2 separate regions of the Homo sapiens genome follow, and region 2 is linked to region 1. A link is a loop called in an ENCODE intact Hi-C map of the cell type or tissue named here. Cell type or tissue: gastrocnemius medialis. All regions are shown on one strand. Each heading gives the region's core, and the rest is flanking DNA. Links, peaks and the distances in the headings are about the cores only. Region 1 has its middle 16 kb from the start of DAG1. Region 2 overlaps DAG1 (dystroglycan 1).

Region 1 (16,640 bases), core at 3,573-11,572:
GAATGGCGTGAACCCGGAAGGCAGAGCTTGCAGTGAGCCGAGATCATGCCACTGCACTCCAGCCTGGCGACAGAGTGAGACTCCGTCTCAAAAAAAAAAAAAAAGAATAAGCCCCTGCTGAGACTCAGAGCCGAGTTCACTGTATGACTTTGCAAAGCTGCTTGCCCTCTCTAAGCCCCTTGGTCACCTCATCATCAAGTGACCTCATATGTGGGCTGTGGCCCTGTCTGCTCACTAAAAATGACAGAAGACCAGATTATGTGACTGAGTCACGGCCAGGGTGAAACATCCATCCATGCCTTGTTGAATCCACAGATATTTACTGAGTCTATTGTATGCTAGGAACACAGGAAGAAATAAAAGGGACAAGCCCTTCCCTTGTGGAGCCCAAATTCCAGACAAATAAGACAGTAAATAAAATAAGTAAATACAAATGTAATAATCAGGTAGTTACAAAGGGGATGAGAGGGAAGGGGGGAACCAGGGTGTACTGTGTGGTGCAGAACATTTGAGAAATCCACTCTTTGAAGGCAGAGCCTATAGGAGGTGAACACGGAGGAAACCCTGGGGTTTTCTGGAGAGTGAATGGAATAAGCCTAGAGAAAGGCCACAGTGAAGGCTTAGGAGAAAGTGGGCAGGGCAGGCCTGAAAGATCTTGGAAATCCCCAAGGCCTGAGCAGTGAATGGAGTGGTGATAAAGGAGAGAAAGCAACAGATGGGAGAGCAGGCACCAGCACTATATTTAACCAGGCTGGGCTTTGCCAGAAAGGTAGGATCCCAGGAGCAAGGGGCATGGTAGCTGAAAGATGGGAGCAAGGAGGAGGAGGAGGAGGAGAAGGAGGGTGGGAGGGCCAGGGCAGGCAGTGCCCTCAGGCCTCCAGGAAGGAATGCAGTTGGGTGAGGGGTGAGGGGACAGCAGCTGAGCTCCAGGCTTGCAGCCCTTCTTTCCCCTGTAGGTGGGAAAAGAAAGGTGGGAGCACAGAGGAGGGGTTGGGGAGGAGAGAGCAGGCAGAGTGGAGGCAGAGATGGGGGTCATGTGGAGGAGGGGCAACAGGCATCAGGGAAGTCAAGTCAGAACAAGCATTTAGAGAGAAAATTTCTCACTTGTCCTTCCTCCACCTTCCCTGGAATGCAGAGAGGCCACTCCCCTCCTTCCAGCCCCAGGAGAGAAAGGTCAAAGGGGAAGGGACATGGTGGAGGAAGGGCTCCCTTGGGCCTGGATATACTCCTGGTATACTCAGTATGTAAGGACTTCAGGGGAGACCCAGCATGGCCCATCAGAGAGGGCCCAGCGTCAACTGCCTGGGGAAAGGAAACCCATGGACTGGGCCAATGGCAGAGGTGGGAGAAAGGAGAGAGTGGAGAGGAGAGGGTAGCTGGGGAGCAGGGAGCAGTTGGGGAAGGTCCTGCCTTAAGATGGATTCCAGGGCAAACCCCCACCTACCTCCCCCAGAGCTACTGCTTGACACAAGCATGCTGGAGGCCTTCAGGACAGGTGTAGGGTCACCTGGTAGGCACAAAGCCCAGGCCAGCTGTCCCATCCATCTCTGGGATGCTCTGGGCCGGTGACCCTCAAACGTCCCTCCCAGCAGCTGTCACTTAACCAAGCTGGACAGAATTTCTGGCTGGGGTCGCCCACGAATATGTGTGACCCTCAGGAAAAGGTCTATGTCCATCAGATGAGTTAACTATGCTGGACCTGGCAGGGGACCCCAGGGACTAGGAAGGCCTGGAGTGGGAAGTATTAGGGGCTGAGCTCAGAACTGGCGTTTAAGGTAAGAAAGAGAGAGACCCCAGCTTGAAGCCCAGGTTGTGGGCCTTCAGGGGTGGGCATGACTGGCTATAGCATGGTAGTGGCTCTCTGCAGAGGCACTCACATGTCCCCAGTGCCATACAAAAACCCATTCATGGTGTGTGGAGGGTTTTTCTAGAAAAGGTTAAAAGAAATATTTCATCATCTCCATGCCCTGGGATACTTAAAAGAATGTAGCAGCTGATATAAAGGTGAGGACATGTAGGTGTGAGGAAGGCTGCTCCAGGGCCCAGCAGCTGCTCCTCCTACCTTGGGGAAATCCCAGGGAGAAAGCCTGGTCTCAGCTGACCCCCTATTCTTCCTCTGCCCAAAACCCCCCTATACTCACTCTGCTGCCTGGGGCTCTCAGCAATTTGTTCAAGGTCAGCAGCACTGAGGCCCTGGCCGGCAGAGAAGTGGGAAATCTCAGGCCTCCTCAGGACACCTACAACCACTGGGAACAGACTTGTTTCTAGTAAGCCCCACTGAGCTCACAGGAGGCAGAGCTCAGGGATGCCCAGGCCCACTTGCTGTCACAGTCAAGGTCTTACCCAGGGTCAAGGCCCCAAGGGCTGGGTGTGCACAAGCAGGTGCGCTGGTGCCTGCCTCTGACTGACTGGGGCCTTGGGCAAAGACTTCTCTCTGTATCCTTTCCCCCTCTGACTCCTGTGGACCAGAGCTTTCCAAAGGGCCCTTAGGAATCCTAGGTTCTGTTTGTTTGGTTTTTTTTAGAGGGTGTCTCACTCTGTCGCCCAGGCGGGAGTGCAGGCACAATCTCGGCTCACTGCAACCTCCACCTCCTGGGTTCAAGCAATTCTCCTGCTTCAGCCTCCCGAGCATCTGGGATTACAGGTGTGTACCACCACACCCAGCTAATTTTTGTATTTTTAGTAGAGACGGGGGTTTTGCCATGTTGGACAGGATGGTCTCAATCTCCTGACCTCAGGTGATCTGCGTACCTTGGCCTCCCAAAGTGCTGGGATTACAGGGGTGAGCCACTGTGTCTGGCCTTCTGTTTGCTTTTCTTCCTAGGAATAGGATCAAGCCACAGGAGTGAATAAGGAAAGAGGAGGGTGGGGAAAGAGAAAATTCAACCCAGGAATGAGGAGTCGGGGGGAGTCCTGAGGTGGGGCCGAGCAGCCTAGGAGGATAGCCTTTGGGGGAACCTCTGGAAGGAAGAGGAGAGCACTTGGTTCCCTCCCTACTCCCAATCCCCCAACCCCACACATTCTTTCCCTGAAGAATTCCAGCTGCATTTGCATGCATGAGAACCAGGCAGTCCCTTTGGCATGGACATGCTTCCGTCCCCGTTTCCTGGGTACCCTCCCTCAATTCCCTCCCACCCGCACCAGCTCTCCTTTCCCATGCTTAGGCAACTAGAGAGCTTCCTCACCTGCTGCTGCCAGGCCTCCTCCCTCCCTCTTCCTGCAGCTGTTCCCAGACAGCTGGATGAGGGTGGGACACTGTCCCTGGCTGACCTGCCACAACCTCCCCCTCCCCTGTCTTGATGGCTTTGCTGCCCACCCTTGCAGATGTCCTTGGCCTCAAATTCTGGAGACCCTCCCCCACTGGCCACCACAGACGTGGGCTGCCTACCCGCTTGCCTTGCCAGCAGCAACAGCTGCTGCTGTTCCCAGGCTCCTCTAGGGCCAAGGTCCCCCTGCCTCCTATCGGCCTGAGGTGCCAGCCTCTACCCTGCACCCCCCGTGTCTTCTTGGGCCTTGGTCGTCTGAATACCTTCTCCCTCCTAAGAACAATGGTCTGCAGAAGGAGGGGCTACAGGGCCCTGTCCTCAGCTGGAGACTCTGCGTGCAGCACACTGCTAATCCAGTCCACTGTGGCACCAGCCAGAGCTAACTTCCAAACCCAAATCTACCTATGATCCTGCTCTGCTCAGCATTCTTCCTGTCTTCCAGCTGCTGGAGGACAAGGATCCCTCACGTGCCCCCTGACCAGCCTCCTGGTCCTATCCCCTCCACTTTACCTCACCTCTTCCTGCTTCTTCACCCTCCACTTCTCCCCATGCCTCTCCACTTCCACATCTTTCTTTTTTGAAACGGAGTCTCGTTCTGTCGCCCAGGCTGGAGTGCAGTGGCATGATCTCGGCTCACTGCATCCGCCTCCTGGGTTCAAGCAGTTCTTCGCCTCAGTTTCCCAAGTAGCTGGGACTATAGGCACCCGCTACCATGCCCAGCTAATGTTTGTGTTTTTAGTAGAGACGGGGTTTCATCATATTGGCCAGGCTAGTCTCGAACTCCTGACCTTGTGATCCGCCCACCGGCCAAAGTTTTGGGATTACAGGTGTGAGCCATTGCGCCCGGCCATGAATGAAATTTTGATTGAAAATTAGGCCTCTAGCCAGTCGCGGTGGCTCACACCTGTAATCCCAGCACTTTGGGAGGCCCAGGTGGATGGATCGCCTGAGGTCAGGAGTTTGAGACCAGCCTGACCAACAAGATGAAACCCCATCTCTACTAAAAATGCAAAAATTAGCTGGGCGTGGTGACCGGCACCTGTAGTCCCAGCTACTCAGGAGGCTGAGGCAGGAGAATCGCTTGAACCTGGGAGGTGGATGTTGCAGTGAGCTGAGATCGCACCACTGCACTCCAGCCTAGGTGACAAAGCGAGGGTCTGCCTCAAAAAAAAAAAAAAAGAAAAGGAAAAAAGAAAATTAGGCCTATTGCCGGGCATGGTGGCTCGTGCCTGTAACCCCAACACTTTGGGAGGCTGAGGCGGGTGGATCACCTGAGGTCAGGAGTTCGAGACCAGCCTGGCCAACGTGGTGAAGCCCCATATCTACTAAAAATACAAAAAATTGGCCAGGTGCGGTGGCTCACACCTGTAATCCCAGCACTTTGGGAGGCCAAGGCTGGTGGATCACCTGAGGTTGGGAGTTCGAGACCAGCATGACCAACATGGAGAAACCTTATCTCTACTGAAAAATACAAAATTAGCCAGGCGTGGTGGCACATGTCTGTAATCCCAGCTACTCTGGAGGCTGAGGTGGAAGAATCGCTTGAACCCAGGAGGCAGAGGTTGCGGTGAGCCAAGATCTCTCCATTTGCACTTCAGCCTGGGCAACAAGAGCGAAACTGTGTCTCAAAAAAAAATTAATTAATTAAAAATACAAAAAATTAGCTGGGCATGGTGGCATGTGCCTGTAATCCCAGCTACTCCGTAGGCTGAGGGAGGATTGCTTGACCCCGGGGGGCGGAGGTTGCAGTGAGCCTAGATTGTGCCATTGCACTCCAGGCTAGGCAACAAGAGTGAAACTCTGTCTCAAAAAAAAAAAAAAAAGAAGAAAAATAGGCCTCTTGGATATTTTAGTCTGTGCTGGAGACCTGTAGCTTTCTGGAAAGACCTTCCACAGAGTCCCATTGGCAATTTTGAGCCCAAATTCCACAAGCCCACACACTTTCAAGGACATGCAAGGATGTCCAGCCTCCTGCAGGATAAATTAAGCCCCACCCTCACCCTACCCTAAGCAACAGGGACCTCCATGTGAGAAGGCCACATGGAGGAGGAGTTGGTCAAGACTTACCAGTCTCCTCCTCTCTCCTCGACCCCCATAGATACTCTCACTTGTGAAGGTTCCTCTTCCACCTACCCAAGTTTTGCCCACCCCACTCAAGAACAACACCCCCAAGCCTTCCTGACATCTGACTCCTCATTGTCTAGGAAACCTCAAGCTTCTAGAGGGCAATGATTGCCCTTGATAATAAGTTACCATCGGGCCGGGCGCGGTGGCTCACGCCTGTAATCCCAGCACTTTGGGAGGCCGAGGCGGGCGGATCACGAGGTCAGGAGATCGAGACCATCCCGGCTAAAACGGTGAAACCCCGTCTCTACTAAAAATACAAAAAATTAGCCGGGCGTAGTGGCGGGCGCCTGTAGTCCCAGCTACTTGGGAGGCTGAGGCAGGAGAATGGCATGAACCCGGGAGGCGGAGCTTGCAGTGAGCCGAGATCCCGCCACTGCACTCCAGCCTGGGCGACAGAGCGAGACTCCGTCTCGAAAAAAAAAAAAAAAAAAAAAAAAAAAAAAAAAAAAAGTTACCATCACTGAGCGCTGTCCTATATCTTTGGCACACGATATCTCACCATGCCTTCCAGCAACCCTCTGTCACAGTTATTATTGGCCCCACGTTACAGATGAGAAAACTGAGGCCCAAAGGTTAAGTCACTTACTAAAAGTCCCATAGCCAGTAAGTGGCCAAGCTATGGATCTGTGCTTATCTTTGTAACCTTTACTGGGCCTGGCCCAGAATAAGAATTCCACTAATGCTTGCTGAATGAGTCAATGAATGGATACAATTCCATCAAAACTATAGCTACCAGGACCTATCCAACCCTAGGGCCCAGGACACAGAGGCCTTGGAGCCATGTAAGGGGCTTCCAGACCAGTCCAGGAAGAACAAGGCTAGGTTTCTGTCCCTCTCCCACCTTGGGCATGTGGCCAGCAGCTACTTTGAACTTACCTTGGTGGAGTCTTGACACTGTTGAATTATGGGAGTAGTTAGGATCCAGAGACAGAGAGAAGAGGTTGCAGGGCAACATCAGTAAGGAAGAAAAGGCAGAGGCCTCCAGGTTGGCTCACCCCCTTAAAAAAGCAGCAAAAAGGCTGGGTGCAGTGGCTCAAGCCTGTAATCCCAGCACTTTGGGAGGCCAAGGCAGGTGGATCACCTGAGGTCGGGAGTTCAAGGCCAGCCTGAGCAACATGGTGAAACCCCGTCTCTACTAAAAATACAAAAATTAGCCGGGTGTGGTGGCGTGCACCTGTGATCCCGGCTACTTGGGAGGGTGAGACAAGAGAATCGCTTGAACCCGGGAGGTGGAGGTTGCAGTGAGCCAAAATAACACCACTGCACTCCAGCCTGGGCAACAAACAGAGCGAGACTTCCTCTCAAAAAAAAAAAAAAAAAAAAAAAGCAGCAAAAAGGCCTAGGGCCCATTGGATGAACAAAGATATTCTCAGGGTGGCCTGATTATAGGGTCTTCTGCAGTTCTGGGGTTTAGTCTAAGCCCACTTCAGTCGTTATTTGTACTCAGGGTAAGGAATTGGGAGGAGGGCAGGGAAGTAGCCAAATCAAATCATAAAGCCCTTTATTGAGCACCTACTCCATTCCTAGACATTCAAGAAGGCAAAAAGCTGAGAAATAGAAGTCATAGGCAGGGCAGCTGAGAAGCATGTGTTTCTGCTCTTGGGTAGCAAAAGCTGCACCCAGGAAACAAGGAGGTGTGAGGGCCTGGTCTGAGAAGGCCACATGGAGGAGGGATCACTGTAGTGGAGTCTTTGGAGAGGGGAGCAGCTGAATTTCCTACTGGCTTGGTGAACTCCCAGGAAGAGTTCAGCAGTAGCAGGACATGTCCAAGCCTGGTCAGATGGACAAGAATGGTGCAGAGGTGATTGTCCCAGCAGGCCTTGACCAGGCATCCTAGACTTTGCTGGAACTTGCCTGACTCTGAGCAGAATGATCTGGAGTATGGGTCAAGCAGGGGGAGCACAGGGAAAAAGATAGGGGAACTGACAAGAGAGCCATCTGGGCAGCCTCCTGCTGGGCCTTGCATTGCCCCACACAAAGGTCATCTCATTCCTGATTCCTTTCATAATGAAATAAAAGGTGCCCATAATGAGGCCCATGGTGGGACGTGGTGGGACCTGGTGGGGCCCAGTGACTTCAGCAGCAGGACATGGGTCCCAGGAAATCCAGGGAAGCACAGGCATTCTTTGGCTCCCTGTTCCCAGCAGCTGCAGGAAGCTGTTCCAAGCTGCTGGCTCTCCCAGCAGTCCCCAAGGACCGGAGAAAATCTTGTTTCCTGCCATCCCCCCTAATTGGACACAAAGAGTCCTGGATGGGGGCAGCTGAGTACTCCATGGCATGCCCCAGGGAGATCATGGGCTGCCAGACTACATTTAGGAAGGCAGTGTGGAGCCTGTCTCGAGACCAAGCCAGGGAAGGGGATACCATGGATTTCATAACTTATGGTAGGGTCTCCAACCTTCCTTATCTCCATTATCTGAAAAAGCTATAGACAATTTTTCCAGAAACACACCCTCTACACACACCATATTGCTGCAATTTAAAAGAGTCCCTGAAAGTTCTGCAGTACTAGGAGCCCCTGCAATGTGCTTAAGGTCAGAGAAATTCCAGTGTGGTTCTGTCTCAACTGGCTGTGAGCCCTGGGCCCACCCTTGGCCACCTTGACTTGCACTGCCCTCTAGAGCCTGAGGGGTTGGGCTAGGAAAGCCTTGAGAGACTCACCTGCTCTGCCACCTGCTTAGAGCTACTTCAAATCATCCTACAAGAGACAGTGGAAAAGAAATGGCAGCTTCTGGCTGGGTATGGTGCCTTGCGCCAGTAATTCCAGCGCTTGGGGAGATCTAGGTGGGAGAATTGCTTTGCTTGAAGCCAGGAGTTCAGACCAGCCAGGGCAACATAGCAAGACCTTATCTATAAAACAAAAAAAAAAAAGAAAAGAAAAAAAAATTAGCCAGACATGGTGGCATGCATCTGTAGTCCCAGCTACTCAAGAGGCTGAGCTGAGAGGATCCTTTGAGCCCAAGAGGTCGAGTCTGCTGTGAGCTGTGAACATGCCATTGCACTCAAGTCTGGGTGACAGAGACCGAGTTTCTTATTTATGTATTTATTTATTTTTGAGACAGAGTCTCACTCTGTCACCTAGGCTGGAGTGCAATGGCTCAATCACAGCTCACGGTAGCCTCAACCTCCCAGGCTTATGCAATCCTCCCACCTTACCCTCCCAAGCAGCTAGAACTATAGGCACATGCCACCACGCTTGGCTAATTTTTTTGTTTGTTTGTTTTGTTTTTTTACAGGCAGCCTCCTGAGCCAGAGTAGACTCCGAAACACCCCTTGCTAATTTTTGTAATTTTTGTCGAGATAGGGTTTTGCTATGTTGCCCAAGCTGGTTTCTAACTCCTGAGCTCAGGTGATCTGCCCGCCCTGGCCTCCCAAAATGTTGGGATTTCATGCATGAGCCACCTTGCCTGGCCAAGACCCTGTCTGTCTCTGTCTGTCTGTCTTTCTTTCTTTCTTACTTTCTTTCTCCCTCTCTCTCTCTCTTTCTTTCCTTTCTTTCTTTCTCCCTCTCTCTCTCTCTTTCTTTCTTTCCTTCCTTCCTTCCTTCCTTCTTTCCTTCCTTCCTTCCTTTTCTTTCTTTCTTTCTTTCTTTTTTATGGAGTCTTATTCTGTCACCCAGGCTGGAGTGCACTGGTGTGATCTTGGCTCACTGCAACCTCCGCCTCCGCAGGTTCAAGCAATTCTCCTGCTTCAGCCTCCCGAGTAGCTGGGATTACAGGCTCCTGTCACTGCGCCAGGCTAATTTTTTTGTATTTTTAGTGGAGACAGGGTTTCACCATCTTAGCCAGGCTGATCTTGAACTCCTGACCTTGTGATCCACCCGCCTCAGCCTCCCAAAGTGCTGGGATTACAGGCGTGAGCCACCGCTCTTTCTTTTTTGTTTTTTTGAGACGGAGTCTTGCTCTTGTCACCCAGGCTGGAGTGCAATGGGCTCACTGCAACCTCTGGGTCCCAGCTTCAAGCAATTCTCCTGCCTCAGCCTCCCCAGTAGCTGGGATTACAGGCGCCATCCCTCCCAAACCACGCCTGCTTAATTTTTGTATTTTTAATAGAAACGGAGTTTCGCCATGTTGGCCAGGATGGTCTTGAACTCCTGAACTCAGGTGACCCACCCGCCTTGGCCTCCCAAAGTACTGGGATTACAGCCGTGAGCCACTGTGCCCGGCCAACCCTGTTTCTAAAAAAAAAAAAAAAAAGAAAAGAAAGAAAGAAAGAAAGGTAGTTCCAAACTCAGTTGAGAAGCTAGGCCTGCACTTGTGAGTACAGAGCAGTCCACGCCCAATAGATTTGCCTAGACTGTCAACATTGCTTCCTTACCTTCTGCCCGTCCAGATGGGTCTGGCTGCCAGTTTGTGGACTCCTGGAGGCTTTTGAGGCTCTGAGCTCTCATCCACAAACACACACATCCATCACTAATCCTTCTGTTTTTCCTTTTATTTATTGGCAGTATCAGTCACTCACTACATTTATATGTGTGTGTGTATGTATGTATGTGTGTTTGTATGTGTGTGTGTGTGTGTGTGTGTGTGTGTGTATATATATATATATTTTTTTTTTGAGACAGAGTCTCACTCTGTCATCCAGACTGCAGTGCAGTGGCGTGATCTCAGCTCACTGCAACCTCTGCCTCCTGGTTTCAAGTGACTCTCCTGCCTCAGCCTCCCTAGTAGCTGAGATTACAGGTACAGGTACAAGCTGACACATCCAGCTAATTTTTTTTTTTTTTGGTTTTTCTTTGAGACGGAGTCTCACTCTGTCGCCCAGGCTGGAGTCTCATGGTGCGATCTCAGCTCACTGCAACCTCCGCCTCCCGGGTTCAAGCAGTTCTCCTGCCTCAGCCTCCCGAGTAGCTGGGATTACAGGCATGCACCACCACACCCAGCTAATTTTTGTATTTTTTTTTTTTTTGAGATGGAGTCTCGTTCTGTCACCCAGGCTGGAGGTGCAGTGGTGCAAGCTCGGCTCACTGCAAGCTCCGCCTTCCAGGTTCACGCCATTGTCCTGCCTCAGTCTCCCGAGTAGCTGGGACTACAGGCGCCCGACACCACGCCCGGCTAATTTTTTTGTATTTTTAGTAGAGACAGGGTTTCGCTGTGTTAGCCACGATGGTCTCGATCTCCTGACCTCGTGATCTACCCGCCTCGGCCTCCCAAAGTGCTGGGATTACAGGCGTGAGCCACCGCGCCCGGCCAATTTTTGTATTTTTAATAGAGATGGGGTTTCACCATGTTGGCCAAGCTGGTCTCGAATTCACAACCTCAGGTGATTCTCCCGCCTCGGCCTCCCAAAGTGCTGGGATTACAGGCATGAGCCACTACGCCTGGCCAATTTTTTGTATTTTTAGTAGAGACAGGGTTTCCCTATGATGGCCAGACTGGTCTTGAACTCCTGACCTCAGGTGATCCACCCACCTTGGCCTCCCAATGTGTTGTGATTACAGGCATGAGCCACCATGCCTGGCTTTTTGTTTTGTTTTGTTTTTTTGGACAGATCTTGTTTGGTGGCCCAGGCTGGAGTACAGTGGGGCGATCACGGCCCACTGCAGTCTTGAACTCCTGTGCTCAAGCAATCTTCCCACCTCAGCCTCGCAAAGAACTATTTTATTTTATTATTATTATTATTTTTTGAGACAGAGTTTCGCTTTTGTTGCCCAGGCTGGAGTGCCATGGCGCAATCTCAGCTCACCGCAACCTCTGCCTCCCAGGTTCAAGCAATTCTCCTGCCTCAGCCTCCCGAGTAGCTGGGATTACAAGCATGCACCACCATGCCTAGCTAATTTCGTATTTTTAGTAGAGATGGGGTTTCTCCATGCTGAGTCTGGTCTCGAACTCCTAACCTCAGGTGATCTGCCCACCTCGGCCTCCCAAAGTGCTTGGATTACAGGCGTGAGCCACTGCGCCCGGCCTATTTTATTTTATTTTATTTTATTTTTTTGAGACATAGTCTTGCTCTGTGGCCCAGGCTGGAGTGCAATGGCGCAATTTCAGCTCACTACAAACTCTGCCTCCCGGGTTCAAACAATTCTCCTGCCTCGGCCTCCTGAGTAGCTGGGATTACGGGCGCCTGCCACAACGCCCAACTAATTTTGTGTGTGTGTTTTTAGTAGAGATGAGATTTCATCATGTTGGCCAGGCTGGTCTCGAACTCCTGACCTCAAGTGATCCACCCACCTCTGCCTCCCGTAGTGGTGCTGGGTTTACACTGCACTCCAGCCTGGGAGACAGAGCGAGACTCCGTCTCAAAAAACAAACAAACAAACAAAAGCTCTATGAGAGGAGAACCTTTGCTGTATGTTTCTGTGAGAAAAGTGTTCAGTAAATAATAGTTTTTTATTTTATATATATATATATTCGTTTGTTTTTTCTTTTGAGACAGAGTCTTGCTCTGTGGTGCCCAGGTTTGAGTGCTGTGGCGCGATCTTGGCTCACGGCAGCCTCTGCCTCCTGGGTTCAAGCGATTCTCCTGCCTCAGCCTCCCGAGTAGCTGGGACTACAGGTCATCATGCCTTGCTAACTTTTGTATTTTTAGGAGAGACGGGGTTTCACAATGTTGGCTAGGCTGGTCTCAAACTCCTGGCCTCAGGTGATCCACCCGCCTTGGCCTCACAAAGCATTGGGATTACAGGTGTGAGCCACCGTGCCAGGCCTATATTTATTTATTTTTTTTAGAGACAGGGTCTCACTATGTTGCCCAGCCTGGCCTCAAACTCCTGGGATCAAGCAATCCTCCTGCCTCACCCTCCCAAAGTGCTGGGATTACAGGCATGAGCCACTGTACCCAGCAAAATATTTGTTAAATAAAAAAAATCATAAAGCTGAAACTAGATCTATATACAATTTGGCAGAAGGATTCTATGACCACTCATCAGCTGTGTGGCTTTGAGCAAGTTATTCAATCTTCCTATTTTTCCATTCAGTTTTCTTACCTTTCCACTCAGTTTCTTTTCTTTCTTTTTTTTTTTTTTTTTGAGACGGAGTCTCGCTCTCGTCGCCCAGGCTGAAGTGCAATGGCTCGATCTCAGCTCACTGCAACCTCCCCCTCCCAGGTTCAAGGGATTCTCCTGCCTCAGCCTCCCGAGAAGCTGGGATTACAGACGCATACCACCACGCCCGGCTATTTTTTGTATTTTTAGTAGAGACAGGGTTTCCCCTGGCTGGGCATGGTGGCTCACGCCTGTAATCCCAGCACTTTGGGAGGCCGAGGCGGGCGGATCATGAGGTCAGGAGATCGAGACCATCCTGGCCAACATGGTGAAACCTCTTCTCTACTAAAAATACAAAAATTAGCTGAGCGTGGTGGCATGCAACTGTATTCCCAGCTACTCGGGAGGCTGAGGCAAGAGAATCGCTTGAACCCAGGAGGTGAAGGTTGCAGTGAGCCGAGATCACATCACTGTGCTGCAGCCTGGCAACAAAGCAAGACTCCGTCTCAAAAAAAAAAAAAGAGCGAGACGGGGTTTCACCATGTTGGCCAGGCTGGTCTCAAACTCCTGACCTTGTGGTCCGCCTGCCTCGGGCTCCCAAAGTCCTGGGATTACAAATGTGAGCTGCCACGCCTGACCCATTTACTACAAGTTTATGCATACATCCTCTGAGGGCAGGAGTTCTTACCTTGAAGGCTGTGGGCAGTCTTTATGGGTCTCTGGAAAGAAAGAGAGAGAAGGAAGGAAGGAGGGAGGGAAGGAAGGAAGGAGGGAAGGAGGGAGGGAGGAAAAGAAAGAAAGAAGAAGGGAAGGAAGGAAGAAAAAAAAAGGGCTGGGCAGAGAATGAATGGGCTTGCAAAATACTCTTTCAGCCAGCCATTTCCAGAATTCAGGTGTGGACCATACAAAAGGGAGCCTGGCACAGTGTTGTTATTTTTCATTGTCTTGGTAATGCTAGGACATAAGAGCAGAGAAAAACCTTTGGAAAGTTGGGGATCCGAGGTTAAGGTAAGGAATATCATTCCAGGCCCCATCAGCCTTGGATAGATGAGCTTGATTCTCAGAGGCAGGTGATGCTCCATCTTCCAGCAGATGGCGCTAACTGTCCTTATTATATCTGAGGGTTGCCAGGTTAGAGACTGTTCTCGGAGACCTGAGATAGGGACTGGTCGCAGGAAATGGTGCCAAGGAAACGGAAGGTCATCATTCACTAATTAAACACCAACTAAACACCTATGTGCCAAGGCCTATTCTAGACACTGAGAATTTGGCCATGAACAAGACAAAGTCCTACTTTTACAAGGGGTGCATTTTAGAGATGTGTTGTCAAATATGATAGTCACCAGTTTACACATGGCTACTGAGCACTTGAAATGTGGCTAGTCCGCGGGACGCGGTGGCTCATGCCTGTAATCCCAGCACTTTGGGAGGCCGAGGTGGGCAGAATACGAACGAGGTCAGGAGTTCGAGACCAGCCTGACCAACATGGTAAAACCCCGTCTCTACTAAAAATACAAAAATTAGCCGGGCGTGGTGGCGGGTGCCTGTAATCCCAGCTACTCAGGAGGCCGAGGCAGGAGAATCGCTTGAACCTGGGAGGCGGAGGTTGCAGTGAGCCGAGATCGCGCCACTGCACTCCAGCCTGGGCGACAGAGCGAGACTCCATCTCAAAAAAAAAAAAGGGCCAGGCGCTGTGGCTCACGCCTGTAATCCCAGCACTTTGGGAGGCCAAGGCGGGCGGATTGCCTGAGCTCAGGAGTTCGCGACCAGCCTGGGCAACACGGTGAAACCCCGTCTCTACTTAAATACAAAAAATTAGCCGGGCGTGGGTGCCCCTATAGTCCCAGCTACTTGGGAGGCTAAGCCGGAAAATCGCTTGAACCAGGAAGGCGGAGGTTGCAGTGAGCCGAGATCGTGCCACTGCACTCCAGCCTGGGCGACAGAGCGAAACTCCATCTAAAAAAAATAAAAATAAAAATAAAAGAAATGTGGCTAGTTCAAATTGAGATGTGCTGTAAGTGTAAAATATACACCAATGTCAAATATTTCGTATGGAAAAAATGACCTAAACTAATATTTTAAACATTAATTTTTATGTTGAAATGATCATCTTTTATATACAAGTGAAATATCCTATTAAAATAAATTTAACCTATTTCTTTCTTTCTTTTTTTCTTTTTTTTTTTTTTTGAGACGGAGTCTTGCTCTGCTACCCAGGCTGGAGTGCAATGGCATGATTTTTGGCTCATTGCAAACTCCACCTCCTGGGTTCAAGTGATTTTCCTGCCTCAGCCTCCCAAGTAGCTGGAATTACAGGTGCCCACCACCACACCCAGCTAATTTTTGTATTTTTAGTAGAGACGGGGTTTCACCATGTTGGTCAGGCTGGTCTTGATCTCCTGACCTCAGATGATCCACCTGCCTTGGCCTCCCAAAGTGCTGGGATTACAGGCGTGAGCCACCGTGTCTGGCCTCACTATGTCGCCCAGGTTAGAGTTTAGTGGCATGATCATGGCACACTGCAGCCTCCACCTCCCAGGTTCAATCGATTCTCATGTCTCAGCCTTCCCGAGTAGCTGGGATTTACAGGCAGATGCTACCACACCCAGATAATTTTTTTTTTTTGAGATGGAGTCTCGCTCTGTCGCCCAGGCTGGATGGAGTGCAGTGGTGCAATCTCGGCTCACTGCAAGTTCCACCTCCCGGGTTCATGCCATTCTCCTGCCTCAGCCTCCCTAGTAACTGGGACTACAGGCGCCCGCCACCACGCCTGGCTAATTTTTTGTATTTTTAGTAGAGACAGGGTTTCTCTATGTTGGCCAGTCTGGTCTTGAACTCCCGGCCTCAAGTGATCCACCTGCCTTGGCCTTCCAAAGTGCTGGGATTACAGGCATGGGCCACCTTGCCCAGCCGAGACTTTTTATTTATTTAGTTATTTTGAGATAGGGTCTTGCTCTGTTGCCCAGGCTAGAGTGCAGTAATATAATCATGGCTCACTGCAGGCTAAAACTCTCCAGCTCAAGCAATCCTCTTGTGCCTCGGTCTCCCGAGTAGCTGGGACTACAGGCGTGTACCACCATGCCCACCAATTTTTTTTTTTTTTTTTTTTTTTTTGGTAGAGATGAGGTTTCCCTCTGTTGCCAAGGCTGGTCTTAAACTTCTGGGTGCAAGTGATCCTCCTGATTGGGCCTCCCAAAGTGCTTGGATTACAGTTGTGAGTCACCTCGCCCAGCCTAAGGGAGACTTTAACTATGAGTTATATCTATCTATGTTTATGATATTAGAAATTAAAACTGAGAAAACTTTAAACTATTTCTTTTTGTTTGTTTTCTTTTTATTGAGACAGGGTCTCACTCTGTCACCCAGGCTGGACTGCAATGCTGAGATCATATGTCACTACAGCCTTGACCTTCTGGGCTCAAGTGATCCTCCTGCCTCAACCCCCTGAGTAGCTGGGACTACAGGTGTGTGCAACCACACCCAGCTAATTTTTCTTTTTTTTTGCAATGTTTGTGGAGATGGGGTTTTGCCATGTTGCCCAGGCTGTTCTCTAACTCCTGACCTCTGGTGACCCGCCTGCCCTGGCCTCCCAAAGTTTTGGGATTACAGGTGTGAGCCACAGCACCCGGCTACTATTTGCCTATAAACAATAGGCCGGGTGGGTCACCTGAGTATTAAATCATATTTATAGCAGGCCATTGGTTTGGGTAGAACTCCTGTACTAGGCCCAAAAGACCAAACCAAAATTGAGTTACTTGTGCTGAAGTGCCATTCCACGAAGCTGCAACTAAATTATTTATCTAATCTTCCAAGAAATTAGGAGAGAGAGGCCGAGTGCAGTGGCTCATGCCTGTAATCCCAGGACTTTGTGAGGGCGAGGCAGGCGGATCACTAGAGGTCAGAAGTTCAAGACCAGCCTGACCAACATGAAGAAACTCCATCTCTACTAAAAATACAAAATCAGCCCGGCGTGGTGGCGCATACCTGTAATCCCAGCTACTTGGGAGGCTGAGGCAGGAGAATTGCTTGAACCCAGGAGGCAGAGGTTGCAGTGAGTGAAGATCATGCCATTGCACTCCAGCCTGGGCAACAAGAGCAAAACTCCATCTCAAAAAAAAAAAAGAAAGAAAGAAAAAGAAAAGAAATCAGGAGAGAGAGAGATAATAGCCAAATCTCCAAACAAGTCAATTTTAGACAACATGATAGAGAAATTCCCTCTGCTTTAACCTCTACAAAGAACATACTTTTGAAAGAACCAATCCCCTTTTGTTCACTGTTTCTGCTTTCCTCAACCCTTTTCTGCCTACGCAGCCAAACTGCTCTGC
Region 2 (8,000 bases), core at 1-8,000, 63 kb before region 1:
CTAAACACCATCAGCCTGGGCAACACGGCAAAACGTCGTCTTTACAAAAAAGAAAAATTAGCTGGGCGTGGTGGTCCCAGCTACTCAGGAGGCTGAGGTGGGAAGCCTGCTTGAGCCTGGGGAAGTCAAGGCTGCAGTGAGCTATGATTGCGCCACCGCACCTTGGCCTGGGTGACAGAGCAAGACCTGTCTCAAAAAAACAAAGACGGCCGGGCGCAGTGGCTCACGCCTGTAATCCCAGCACTTTGGGAGGCTGAGGCGGGTGGATCACGAGGTCAGGAGATCGAGACCATCCTGGCTAACACGGTGAAACCCCGTCTCTACTAAAAATACAAAAAAAATAAGCCAGGTGTGGTGGCGGGTGCCTGTAGTCCCAGCTACTTGGGAGGCTGAGGCAGGAAAATGGCGTGAACCCAGGAGGCGGAGCTTGCAGTGAGCCGAGATCGCGCCACTGCACTCCAGCCTGGGCAAAGAGCGAGACTCTGTCTCAAAAAACAACAACAACAAAAACAAACAAAAAAACAAAACAAAAAAAAACACCATGAAACTCAAGCAAAGTCTCTCACCCCAAGCCAGTACCATTCCACACCTGAAGAAAGAGCAAATGGCTGGAGGAGCTTCTATTACTTAGTTCTCATAAAAGCAGGTTTCCACCCATAGTCTGAGTCAGTTATGCATAGCTGAAAAACAAAACTGAAGAATTAGGCTCTCTCTAGGGCCAAATAATTATAATTGGCTTATGAAACCAAGAAAACACAAGCTGTATCATTCAGGGCCCACAAGATGATGTCTTATCCATGCAGGAGTTGCAGGACTTAGAAATGGCAAGCAAAGACTCTAGACAGATGTACGAGCACTTTCACAGCTGATGATGGCCAGTAAAGAGGGATCCTAAGAATAACATAATCGAGAAACTGATTTGGTGAGCATTCCTTCTCACTACAAATCTTTTGGAGGGAACTTTGGGCCTTGGTGGTGGCACCTTCCATCAATACCTCTGGACATGTCAGCCCTTAAGGTGTGGGCTGGGCCCTTCCCCGTGTCCCCCAACAGATCCATTTCAAAGTGATACAGACTGCTGCCCCGTGACATCCCAATGCTGGACCTGCAGAGGCCTGCGTTGGCAAAGTCCCTGCTTTCCTTCAGACCTGGTCATCAATTCCCGACCTTTCAGCTCCCTCATCCCTAGTCAGGCTGCAGAGCTGGGCCAACCTGCAGCCATCTATGGCTGGGTACCATAGACAACACCCTGGAGGCACTCCCACATGAGGCAGTCAAGGCCTCCTCATTGCAAGCTGACTGTGTGTCCTCTGCTCAGGGAAGCAGGAGATGGACCCTCTGATGGAGTATCAGCCTTGGTGCTGACTCACACTCAGGGTTATCCTGTGTCTGTGCCATGGACTAAGACAATGAGATAAATCTGCTCTGTGGCCTTCTGCTAATGAGGAACATGGGCAGTCACATGGCTGTGCTGCAGGGAGATGGCACAGACCAACAGGAAGAGCCTCTAGCTTAAGGTCAGAGGGCCAGGCCTTTGTCCCCACCTGAGGTAAAAAATCATGAGGGAAGTTAAGTACATGCGGCCTTAGCAGAGTCACACCCACAAGGGATCATCATTGGTCCTGCTGTTAGACATGCAAACCTCAAAGCAGAACCTGGCCCCTGCCACAAACACCAACGCCACAGGATCAATACTGAACACACTGTTCAGCCCAGTCAATGCCCTTCTGGTCTGAGCTACAAAGCATTTTATCTCATGTTCACTGTTCTCATCTAAAAGCAAAAATTAGTCTTTTTCCCCAAAAAAGTAAAGGGCAGCTTAACATAGTTAGAGCCACTAATAAAATCCTCAGAATCAGTCCTTCAATCTGGAGCCCTGACATCATCTATTTTACTTTGTCATGTTCTCTTTCAGTCTTTGTCAGTGATTTTTTTAAACATAGAAGCCTATATTTTCACTAAGTATTTGAGTTGATGAATCTGGGCAAATGCCATTCTGACAGCCCACCCCCAAGGATGCCTTCCATCGCCAACCCGCATTTCCCGGTGTGCTTTGTTCACAAGGGGTCCATTCAGAAATGCGGAACACCCACTCAAGGCAGGAAGAAACTGCAGCTCATCTCACACAGGCGGGGCTGCCACAAAGCTCTCAAGCATCCAAAGAAATGCTCCTTTCATGAACTCCCCTTCCTAGCCAAAGAGAGTGCCCATTGTTCTCAGGGGAACAATTGGGGGCCCGTGCCAGCAGCTGAGAGCACAGTCCCAGGAAGGGCTGCTCCCAGCCTGCCAACATCTTGGGCTGAGGGAAGGTCCACATTGTCTGCAGGCAAGAAGGCTAAAGGGAAGCAGGGATGAAAAGCCATCCTTGCAGGCTCTACCAAAATGAGACATCTGAGGGGCAGCCTGGGCATTTCATGAAATGTAAAGATGTCTCTCCCTGACCACCTTCGAGGAGAGGTTAGAACATCTCCTGGCATATAATCACATTTCTCAGCCAGTCCCACACTCAAGTCAGAGGAGAGGTGCCTGCAGGGATCCAGCACCAAACCCAAGGGAGACAAGGGTGGCTCATACTGTTGCCAGCCCAGGACAGGCCAGGATCCACTGAGTGAAGGCCAGGTTGGCTTCTGTGGGACCCATCCCCACAGACCCTGATAAGGAGAAAGGGTCCTCTCAGCTCCAAAAGTAGCTGTGAGAGCCAAGGACAGTCAAGAGCTGGGCTGAGCTTTGTATACAGGCATCCAGTCTGATTCAAGGGAGCAAACATCAAGACTATCTGCTTTAGGGTTTCCTAAGGCCACAAGAGAGGAGACAGGGGCCCCATGGCACAGGTCTCTCAAAAAAGCTATGCTGGCCATGAGGACCTTGAGGGAGCCCATAGCCCCTTCTCACACGTCTGGTCAAAGCAGTCCATGTGTGAGTTAAGCTGGGGTCAATAACAGAATATCAATTCTCAAGGCAGAACTGGAGAACAGCATTGGTTAAGCAACAAGTGCTGGCCAGGCTGAGACTGGACAAGAGCTGTCAGAACATGAAGGAGTGTCAGGTGTGGGGCAGAGCAGAAGAGCCAGGATCTTGGGGCTATACCCTCTGCGCAGGCAGGTCCCTTCTTTATTCTCCTGACCCTGCAGACTGACGTGTAAAGTATACACCAATATAAAATGTAGCGAAGCATTTGCTTCAGGCGCTTTGTTGGGTATATCAACAGACTGACACCAGGCAGCACAACCTCCTGAAATAAAGTAACCAGAAGCCCACACAGGTCAGGCCAGGCTTTTCAGGCAGTCAACACAGCTCACTTAGAATGAGAACTTAATTTTCTAGCCCTTCAACAGACCAGCATCTAAGTGTGCTATAAACACTGGATTATTCTACCGTCAACCCCCATGCATATCCCCTAACCAATCAGCAAGTATGACAACTATGCCATCTAATCTCACCAGGTCTTGGGACAGACCATGCAGATCACGTTCCACCTGAGTCTTCATTTGGCAACTCAGCCCTGCCCAAATAGACCAACCCTCATCTGGACATCCCACATGGGGCTTAGGAGGAAGCAGGCCAGGCTCAGTACCTCCTACCTCAGTTCTTCACCAGCTTCTTCTTCCTCTGATACTTGGGGAAGAAAGCCTTTGAAAAGCCCCTTACGGACCCACTTCTCTCTCCATTTACTTTCACTCAAATTGACAACCCTGCCACATGTGGGCACTGGCCTTTCTCTGCTGAGGAGCCCAACTCCATGTGCTCCCAACAACTTCTCAAATTCCCCACATGGAGCTCTGCAACCCACCACTGTCCCACATGTCTTACCGTTGTTGCTCCACCTCTGTTAATGCTTTATCACATAGCAAGCCTTTAATTAGGCATCTACTTCGAAACAGGTCCTATGCCAAGTATCTAGAACCCTACACAGGGAACAATGATAGCTTACCAGCCAGACATCACCTTTCACTCAGACTCTCCTTTCACTTTCATCAAGGTTGGCCCTGATCTTCCAAACCTGTGGTCCTGCAGCCTTCATTCCAAAAGCCAGAACTGTAAACCAGCCATTTACTTAGCAATCAGTTTTGGGCCCAATGATAGGTCAGCTTCTGCTCTGGCTCAAAGATGCCCACATGCATGGCAGGTTGTACAAACCCGTCTCATCACATGTGACACCATCCATGTCAAGGCATACCCAGTGTGTCTCTCTCTTCCACAGCCCTGCAGTGTCAGAGGTCAGAGGCACGGTAACAGACAACTACGAGGGAAGTCTTCTAAAACTGACTAGAACAAAGCATTAAATTATAATTCCAAAGCATGCTGACACACAAAATAAACACAGGTCAGTTACCTGAAGATAAGACCTTATATACTACAGGCTCAAGAAGCCTCTTGGGGGCTGGGTGCGGTGGCTCTCTCCTGTAATCCCAGCACTTTGGGAGGCCGAGGCGGGCGGACCACAAGGTCAGGAGATCGAGACCATCCTGGCTAACACAGTGAAACCCCGTCTCTACTAAAAATACAAAAAATTAGCCGGGCATGGTAGCAGGCACCTGTAGTCCCAGCTACTCAGGAGGCTGAGGCAGGAGAATGGCATGAACCTGGGAGACGGAGGTTGCAGTGAGCCGAGATAGCACCACTGCACTCCAGCCTGGGCGACAGAGCGAGACTCCGTCTCAATTAAAAAAAAAAAAAAAAAAAAGCCTCTTGGGTGCTCCCTACAAACTAACTCTGTCCCTACAAGCTATGTGCTCCGAGATAAGTCACTTAGCTACCACTTTGTCATCTAAAAATGGAGCCACACTATCTGCTGAACGGCTCAAAGAAGCAAGGAAATCCCAGTGGCAATGAACTCACCTAGCACCCAGATCTGAACCCCCAATAACATTCACCACAAAAAGGAATCAGGCTCCTTGAAGAAATGGCTGAGGGAGGGTGAATACAAGACAGGCCTGGAGCATCTTATCCCAGAAAGTAAGGAAGCACTTAATGATTGACAGGGGCATATCACAAGAATACAGGAACCAACTTAAAGGGGCTCCCAATGGTCAAATCTGGGACAATTTGAACACCACAATAATTAAGATGAGCAATAAACTATTGAATATTAGGAAACAGTGAGTTTGTACTAATAATGGATCAATAAACACACAGTCAAGTGTTAGAGGGACAGGGTGGGGCCACTTTCCAATGTGAAAATACAACAAGAAGTCATTTGAAAGTGTGTGTGTCACAGGGCCTGAGGCCTCAAAACACGGCAAGACCATAGTACACTGTGGGGCAGCAGGTGAACTTAGTCTCTTGCTGCCCCAGCACAGGCTAGCATTTCTCCCTGCATACAGCAAGGCAGGCTTTGACAATCCAAAACAGGTTTGCAGGTGCTAAATGAGTCCTCATTCCCTTTGCCAGCCTACAAACATTTGAGGGCCTACTATGTGATGGAAGGCAAACATGACTAACAAAAAACAAGAATTTCAAATACAGAAATCTGCTAAGAAGAAGATGACACAGAGTTTTGTGGGAAAGCTGCTTTTACCAGGGTGGAAGGAAAGGGCTCCAACAGATGATGTCCAAGTTGAGCCTGAAAGATATGGCTGTACCCATGACAAAAGAAGAAAGAATCAAAAGCTTGGGGTGGACCCTAAGCTAGGTGTGTTCACTGGGCAGAAAAGGACCAGTGTGGCTGGGACAAAGTATACAAAGAAAAAGATGTGGGAGAGGAGGTCACAGGCCAGATCATATGGGGTTCGATTCTTGGTGCAGCTCAGTAAAAAGGGATTTTGAATAGATTTAAGCTTTAGAAAGATAAAGACATCTCTTGACTCAATATGGAGAACAAATTGAGAGGTCAAGAACAAAGGCAGGGGGAGCCTAGGAAGAAGTAAGCAAGCAGTAGCTTGGATGAAGGGCAGTACCAGTGGGCCCAAGATGACTGGGGTCGCCTCAACAAGCATCCTTAGGACCAATATCTGAAATGTTCCTCACACACTCAAGAATAGTGGGCAGGCTGGGCGTGATGCTCATGTCTGTAATCCTAGCACTTTGGGAGGCTGAGGCAGTAGGATCACTTGAGCCTAGGAGTTCAAGACCGGCCTGGGCAACAAAGTGAGACCCATCTCTACAAAAAAATTTAAAAATTACCTGGGTGTGGTGGCCCACACCTATAGTCCCAGTTACTTGGAAGGCTGAGGTGAGAGGATTGCTTAAGCTAGGAGGTGGAGGCTGCAGTGAGCCATGATAGTGCCACTGCACTCCAGCCTGGGCAACAGAGCAAGACCCTGTCTCAAAAAAAAAAAAAAAACAACACAAGAATATTAGGCAGCCATTAAAAGTTACATTCCCACATAACATTTAATGACTACAGGTAAAAAAATACTCAAGCTACAGTGAATGAAAAATGTTAAAAAAAAAAAAAAAATAGGCCCGGGACAGTGGCTCATTCCTGTAATCCCAGCACGTTGGGAGGCCGAGGCAGGCAGATCACCTGAGGTCAGGAGTTTGATACCAGCCTGGCCAACATGGTGAAACCCCATCTCTACTAAAAATACAAAACGTGGGCTGGGCAAGGTGGCTCACCCCTGTAACCCCAGCACTTTGGGAGGCCAAGGTGGGCGGATCACGAGGTCAGGAGTTTGAGACCAGTCTGGCCAATATGGTGAAACCCTAGCCGGGTGTGGTGGCGCATGCCTGTAGTCCCAGCTATTCAGGAGGCTGAGGCAGAAGAATAGCCTGAACCCAGGAGGCGGAGGTTGCACTGAGCTGAGATCACGCCACTGCATTCCAGCCTGGACGAAAGAGCAAGATTCCATCTCAAAAAATATATATATATGTGTGTGTGTGTCTATGTATGTGTACACACACACACACACACACACACACACACATATGCCAGGAGTGGTGGTTCAAGCCTATAGTCCCAGCTACTCAGGAGGCTGAGGCAGGAGAATCGCTTGAACCCGGGAGGCGGAGGTTGCAGTAGGCCAAGATCACGCCATTGTACTCCATCCTGGGCGACAAGAGCGAAACTCCATCCCCCCAAAAAAACACAAAAATTAGCCAGGTGTGGTAGCGCATGCCTGTAGTCCCAGCTACTCGGGAGATGGAGGCAGGAGAATCATTTGAACCCGGGAGGTGGAGGTTGCAGTGAGCCGGGACTGTGCCACTGCACTCCAGCCTGGGCAACAAAGTGAGACTCTGTCTCAAAAAAAAAAGGTTAAAAAATATATCCACTATGATCCTAGGTCTGTCTAATATGTTAAGACGTCTGTGTGTGTATGTGGCATGACCATCTCTTGATGAGCATAGAAAACGGTAGAGGACTTCACTCTGAATGGTAGAAACCACAGATTTTTTTTCCCTTTCTATATTTTCCACAATGTACATTTATGCATCATTATTATAATAAGAAAAAAATTCCTTTAATATAAAGACTTTCTAAATCCTGCTTTACAGATGCAGAAACCAAAGCTCTAGGAACAAGATCAGGCTTTCTGACCTTCTGACTCCCCAACCCATATAATCCCGGTGGTTAAGACTGGAACGAAGAGTCACACATCTTCATCTGTTTTTCTACAAGCTCATCAGCTACTAAATGGTCTGCTTTCCACAGATAAATATGCTCAGATAAAATCCTGTTTTCTCAGTAAAATCTCTTCACCCCCTTGGTAAATAAGCCTGTTAAACATCTCTCTGCCAAATACAACAAATATCTAGTTTGCTGTATCAGTTCAAGGCACTTCTGGCCAAGATTAATCCACGTAAAACATTCCAATGGCTACTGGAACAAAGGCAACCAATGCAGGGTATGGATATTCAGGATTAAATCTGAAGCTGAGCAAGAAATGTACCTTCCAGAGCCACCACTCTGTATCTAATGGTCAGATTAGCATCTAGCTTGCTGGGATATTACAAAGATGACAAGGAAACTTTATGCAAACACTCTGCAAACTAGGAAGAGCTCTGTGAACTGCTACATGTGAGCTGCTACATGGGCCAAGATCTTCAGAAATACGGTTGCC

What was found. A loop is a pair of places that touch in the nucleus more often than their neighbours do. Peaks named below come from ENCODE experiments on the same cell type or tissue, not always from the same donor. Only the 100,000 strongest peaks of a DNase experiment are listed, where the experiment ranks them.
Region 2: a loop joins it to region 1, with 2.1 times the contacts of the local background. A loop is called at or near these places in 5 of 110 quality-filtered maps.

The regions. Positions count from the first base shown.
Region 1 is chr3:49,446,056-49,462,695 of GRCh38, reverse strand. No RefSeq gene overlaps it. Among named protein-coding and RNA genes, the nearest start is that of DAG1, 16 kb to the left of the region's middle. RefSeq lists enhancers at 743-1,498, 3,011-3,766, 13,572-13,711. In gastrocnemius medialis, for the core only: a CTCF peak has its summit at 8,008 (motif pointing left); a DNase peak (open chromatin) is centred at 7,997; H3K27ac peaks cover 1,486 bases.
Region 2 is chr3:49,513,672-49,521,671 of GRCh38, reverse strand. The region is part of intron 2 of DAG1 (dystroglycan 1); the gene reads right to left. Among named protein-coding and RNA genes, the nearest start is that of BSN-DT, 37 kb to the left of the region's middle. In gastrocnemius medialis, for the core only: no CTCF peak of the experiment used is centred there; DNase peaks (open chromatin) are centred at 1,181, 3,038 and 3,491; H3K27ac peaks cover 6,864 bases.